Linked DNA regions of Mus musculus: region 1 is linked to region 2. A link is a loop called in an ENCODE intact Hi-C map of the cell type or tissue named here. Cell type or tissue: heart. All regions are shown on one strand. Links, peaks and the distances in the headings refer to the core of each region. The heading gives the core; the rest is flanking DNA. Region 1 has its middle 40 kb from the start of Gin1. Region 2 has its middle 67 kb from the start of Gm7967.

Evidence for each region. Hi-C counts contacts between places; a loop is a spot of excess contacts. Peaks named below come from ENCODE experiments on the same cell type or tissue, not always from the same donor. Only the 100,000 strongest peaks of a DNase experiment are listed, where the experiment ranks them.
Region 1: it touches region 2 in a loop (8-fold over the local background); 8 of 42 quality-filtered maps call a loop at or near these places.

What each region holds. Positions count from the first base shown.
Region 1 is chr1:97,808,243-97,811,171 of GRCm38, reverse strand. No RefSeq gene overlaps it. Among named protein-coding and RNA genes, the nearest start is that of Gin1, 40 kb to the right of the region's middle. In heart, for the core only: a CTCF peak has its summit at 1,480 (motif pointing left); no DNase peak of the experiment used is centred there.
Region 2 is chr1:98,520,926-98,523,854 of GRCm38, reverse strand. No RefSeq gene overlaps it. Among named protein-coding and RNA genes, the nearest start is that of Gm7967, 67 kb to the left of the region's middle. In heart, for the core only: no CTCF peak of the experiment used is centred there; no DNase peak of the experiment used is centred there.

The sequences.
Region 1 (2,929 bases), core at 219-2,718, 710 kb after region 2:
TTCTGAATTCGAGGCCAGCCTGGTCTACAAAGTGAGTTCCAGGATAGCCAGGGCTACACAGAGAAACCCTGTCTCAAAAAAACCAAACCAAACCAAAACAAACAAAAAAGAAAAAGGCTAGCTAGCAGTGTTCTTCACATGCCCCTGTTAAAGATCTTATCTCACTGGTTATAACTTATTTTTCAAGGAAGAGAAAAAAGTATGTAGATATTGATTCAAAAATTCAAGGCCAAGAGAGTACACTGTGTGATTCAGGAATGCTATGATTTTTTTTCAAAGCTCTACTTTTCTTCAAGTTGGTTTCATTCTCTAGAAGATGCTTCCTATTTTGGTTTAAAATATATCTGTCATAAACCTGGGAAAATTTAAAGACAGTTACTCCTCGTTGCTCTGTGTCTTCCTACAATGTTTCACACACATCTCTATCACCAGAAGAATTCAGAAATACAATAACACTTGTGTGTGTGTGTGTGTGTGTGTGTGTGTGTGTGTGAGATTATAGTATGTAATCCTCATGGGCTTGCAGAGGTTTATTCATCAGTCTTTATAGCTCATTCTTTCACAAGTAAAACTTAACCTTGAAGGCTCCATGAAACCTTCCCCACACGTAGTGAATCAACATCTAGACAAGCTCATGGTTAAAAGAATGGAATTGTTTTTAGGATGTTCAAGCTGATTTATGAAGCTTTGGAAATAAGCATCCCGTCCAGCCTCTGCCCCCATAGAGGTGCTAAAGAAGGTCTAGATAGGAAGGACAAAAGTGCCTGCTGAGTAGGTAACAAAACCACACGCTAGCCTGGCTACAGGACATGCTGAGATAGGAAAATCCCTTCACTACGAGCCCTGAGAAATGTGTTGACCTAAGATGGCCCACCATCTAGAAGAAACATAAAGTACAAATTCGTTATACTTGTCTCAGTAATGGAAGGAGATCCAGACACCTCACCTCACCTCATGGAAGTTAGTGAGTGACAGAGTCCATAGAAGTGTGTTAATATGCCATGGGCAGTGCATAGAAAAAACAAAACAAAACAAAACAAAAAAAAAACAACAAATGAAAGTGGGTGTTGCTATAAACATATAATTCCAAAGTAAACAAAAATGCTTTAAAACTCTTTTAAAACCAAGACTTAAAATATTTCATTGGTCTCAAAATTATTAGGGTTGAATATCCCAATTCCACCCTAAGTATATAAATGTTTTTTGTGTTATTTTCACATTTGTATATATATATATGAATACTTAAATGTTATAATGTGCCTTTTTCTTCAAATCATCTAAATAGCCTTGTCAATTTTATATAGATTACAGTGGATATTTGGTTTTTTATTAAGTGATTGATCTGTCCCTTGTAGACTGATGGTCAAAGAAGGAAAGATTTCAAGAGAAAGAGAAGACAGACATCAGACGTTGACAAATATAGATTCTTCATAGAGTTCTTCAAAGAAATTATTACCACCATAGTGAGGGGCTGACATCTAGTGGTAAAACTTGAGAAAAATTCTTGTGTGGATTTGTACATTCATCACAAAACAGAGTCTATTAAATAAATTATGGGTTTGTCTTTACGAAGAATCACTTCAATTTAGTTGTCCAGATGTAATAATATATAATTTACCTGTTTGGTTTTTATATGAGTCACACCAAACCTCTGGGTATTTGTCAGTATCAGTAAAATGAAATGTTACATAGGAATTGAAAGTGCACATGTTCTCTTCACAGACTGTATACAGTACACTGTAAAGGACTAAAGCATGCTAGACTTGGAGATTGAAACAGGAGGACTATTTTTAAAGACTCACAGGTGTCAATGATGCTAATTGATGATGCTTTTATTCCACCATTTACAGGCTAGTTAGATTTCTAGAAAAATTTATTTTGACCTTTGTTGGATTGCTTTTTATGCAACTAGCCAAAATAACTCAGTCTGCCTACCTAATACTATGTAATATACTATACAAATTTATAATCATAGCATGGCCCATAACCTTAAAAAATACAGCTTTATTGAAAAGAAATGATTAACAAGTTAAGAAATCAAAAGCTATATTAGACAGTATATAAGCATATTTATATAACAACAGTATATGTGTTATAATACCTTCCTCAGACAGTGGAGTTGTGAATACTAGAACTTCCAGGTGTTAAGATACACTATGTGAAGGCGTGTCTCTCTATATTCAATTGTTAATTCAGTACTGGCTGGCAGAGAGTTAAGCACTAGCTGGATATTGGTATTGTTATTTCTACTACCTACCCATGGCCTCATATTTTGTAAACATTTATCCTTCCTAACTTGCCTATTGGATGAAATAAAGATCTGATGGACAATAGCTGAGCCGGAAGTGGAAGGCAGGACTTCCGGCCAGAGATAGGGACTCTGGGAGAAGAATTGAGAAGTGGTAGAGTCACCATGGGCTAGGACTTGAACAGAGCAGAGCAAAGAGGTAGAACTGACCACGTGGCAGGACGTAGGCCAAAATTAGCCAAGCTAATGTCTAAGCTTTAAAATATTAAAAAAGACTGTCATTATTCATATAGCTGGAGGGTAAAGGAAAGTTGTGCTGTAGCCAGGTATGAAGTAGGTAAGACTTGAAATGAACTTCCAAAGGTGAGCAAGTCTGAAAAAGGACCGGCCGGAAAGAGATAAGGCATAAACATCAGGTGATGAGTCAGGAGTGAGGGAGTTGAACGCACTCATGGAACAGTGCACTGATAGAAATAGTACAGTACTTTGGAGATGTGGACCACTGCTGGCTCAGAACAGTATAGAATTTGTAAAGCATTGTTTTCAATTTATTCAATAAGAAATAAAGATCTTAACTTTTCCCAACAGATAACAACACCAAAATCTGATAAAGGAGATGGACTAAACAAATACAAAGAGCTGAATGAAGTAGGGAAGTCAGTCCAAGATATAAAAAACAAT
Region 2 (2,929 bases), core at 116-2,615:
AAGAAAAATGCCTAAGAATAGAGTTAAAATTTTATATTTGTAAATGTTTTTAATTCAACAGGGTGTTTCTTCCCATTTACACACTAGATGGAGCCATATGCTTAAGTTTATTTTAGAAAAGCTGAGAAAAGGCCAAACTATGCATGCTTGAAAATACAAATATTTTCTAGCTTCCAAGGCAGCACATGAAGTATTAGGAGCTTTCATTCACATCCAGATTGGAGTTTTGCTACTCTTTAATTTTATTCATCCTAATAGCTATACACTTGTGCATCTCTGTATATTGTTTTATTGTGTGTCTATTTTAAGGGTATGTACCTGTTTCTGTGGGTAAGATCATCGAGGTAAAATGTTAAGGATGTCTTTTAATATCCACTCTTTATGTTTGTTCTTTGAGATAGAATCTCTCAATAAACTTAATACTAATAATTCGAGATGGGACAGGGTCCTATGGGGCTACATCTGCAGCCAGGAGGTAGACCAAATCCTCAGTCCTCTGTTCTCCTTCCCTGCTAGCCTCCAGGGAGTGAGTGCTCTGATGCCCAGGATTCAGGGGAGACTCTGAGTGACTCTCTAAGGCAGATCCACTCAGGAGTGCACAGGCTGCAACAGCTACAGAACAGCTGAGACAGGGCCTTATAGGCATATATCTGCAACCAGGAGGTGGGGCTGTTCTGCAGCCCTCTATGCCCTGGTCTTGCCAGGAGAGTGCTGGTCTCCCATGAGTGCTAACACAGGCTTATAGACTCACAGGAGGAACAAGCTCCAGCCAGAGACAGCAAGAATATCTAACACAAGAGATTACCAGATGGCAAAAAATCAAACGCAAAAATCTTACCAACAGAAACAAAGAATACTTGGCATCGTCAGAACCTAGTACTCACACCACAGCGAGTCCTGGATATCCCAACACACCGGAAAAGCAAGATTTGGATTTAAAATCATATCTCATGATACTAATAAAGATTTTAATAAGGACATTAATAATTCCCTTAAAGAAATACAGAACACAGCTAAACAGGTAGAAGCCCTTAAAGAGGAAACACAATAATCCCTTAAAGAATTAAAGAACACACTTGAACAGGTATAACTGGTGAGGATGTGGAGAAACAGAAACACTCCTCCATTGCTGGTGGGATTGCAAGATTGTACAACCAACTCTGGAAATCAGTTTGGAGGTTCCTCAGAAAATTTAACATAGTGCTACTGGAAGATTCAGCAATACCACTACTGGGCATATACCCAGTAGATGCTCTAACATATGATAAGGATACTTGCTCAACTATGTTCATAGCAGCCTTATTTATAATAGCCAGAAGCTGGAAAGAACCCAGATGTCCCTCAACAGAGAATTGGATACAGAAAATGTGGTACATTTACACAATGTAGTACTATGCAGCTATTAAAAACAATGAATTTATGAAATTCTTAGACAAATGGATGGATCTGGAGGATATCATCCTAAGTAAGGTTGCCCAGTCAAAAAAGAACACAAATGATAATGCACTCACTGATAAATGGATATTAGCTCAGAAGCTCAGAGTACCCAAGATAAATTTTGCAAAACACATGAAACTCGAGAAGAAGGAAGACCAAAGTGTGAATACTTCAATCTTTCTTAGAAGGGCGAACAAAATACCCATGGGAGGGGTTACAGAGACAAAGTTCAGAGCAGAGATTGAAGGAGTGACCATCCAGAAACTGCCCCACCTGGGGATCCATTTCATAAACAACCACCAAAACCAGCCAGTATTACATATGCCGACGAGGGCTTGCTTACAGAAGCCTGATATAGCTGTCTCCTGAGAGGATCTCCAGTAGCTTACAAATACAGAAGTAGATGCTCACAGCCATCCATTGGACAGAGCACAGATTCCCCAATGAAGGAGCTAGAGAATGTATCCAAGCAACTGAAGGGGTTTGGAGCCCTATAGGAGGAACAATGAACTAACCAGTACCCCCAGAGCTCCCTGAGACTTATCAACCAATCAAAGAAAACACATGACTATTGTGAAGGTTGTTGTTTCCCTAATTTCTTTCTCAGCCCATTTATCCTTTGAGTATAGGAAGGCTACTGATTTGTTAGAGTTAATTTTATTTTTATTTTTTGAGTTAATTTTATATCCAGCCACTTTGCTGTTTTTTTTTTTTTTTTTTTTTTTTAAATCAGGTTTAGGAGTTCTCAGTTGGAATTTTTGGGTGGCTTATATATCCTATCATATCATCTACAATTAGTAATAGTTTGACGTATTCCTTTGACCTCCTTTTGTTGTCTAATTGCTCTAGCTAGAACTTCAAGTACTATATTGAATAAGTAGGGAGAGAGTGGCAGCCTTGTCTACTCCCTGGTTTTAGTGGATTGTTTCAAGTTTCTCTCCATTTAGTATGATATTGGCTACTGCTTTGCTCTATTTTTTTTTATTTTACTATATTTAGGTATGGGCCTTGAATCCCTGATCTGTCCAAGACTTTTAACATGAAGGGGTGTTGAATTTTATCAAATACTTTTTCAGCATCCAATGAAATAATCATGTATTTTGTTTTGTTTTGTTTGGGTTTGTTTATGTAGTGTATTACATTGATGGATTTCCATATATTGAACCATCCCCTGCATCCCTGGGATGAAGCCTAGTAGATCTTGATGAATGATAATTTTGAAGTGTTCTTGGATTCAGTTTGAATTTTATTGAGTATTTTTGCATTAATATTCATGCGGGAAACCGGTCTGAAGTACTCTTTGTTGGGTCTTTGTGTGGTTTAGGTATCAGTGTAACTGTGGCTTCATAAATGAATTAGGTAATTTCCCTTCTGTTTCTATTTTGTGGAGTGGTTTGAAGAGTATTGGTATTAATGCCACACATTCTTTATTCTGTTCAGCACCATCTAGGTTAGTAAGTTTCTAGCTGTTATGAATAAAGCCACTGTGAAC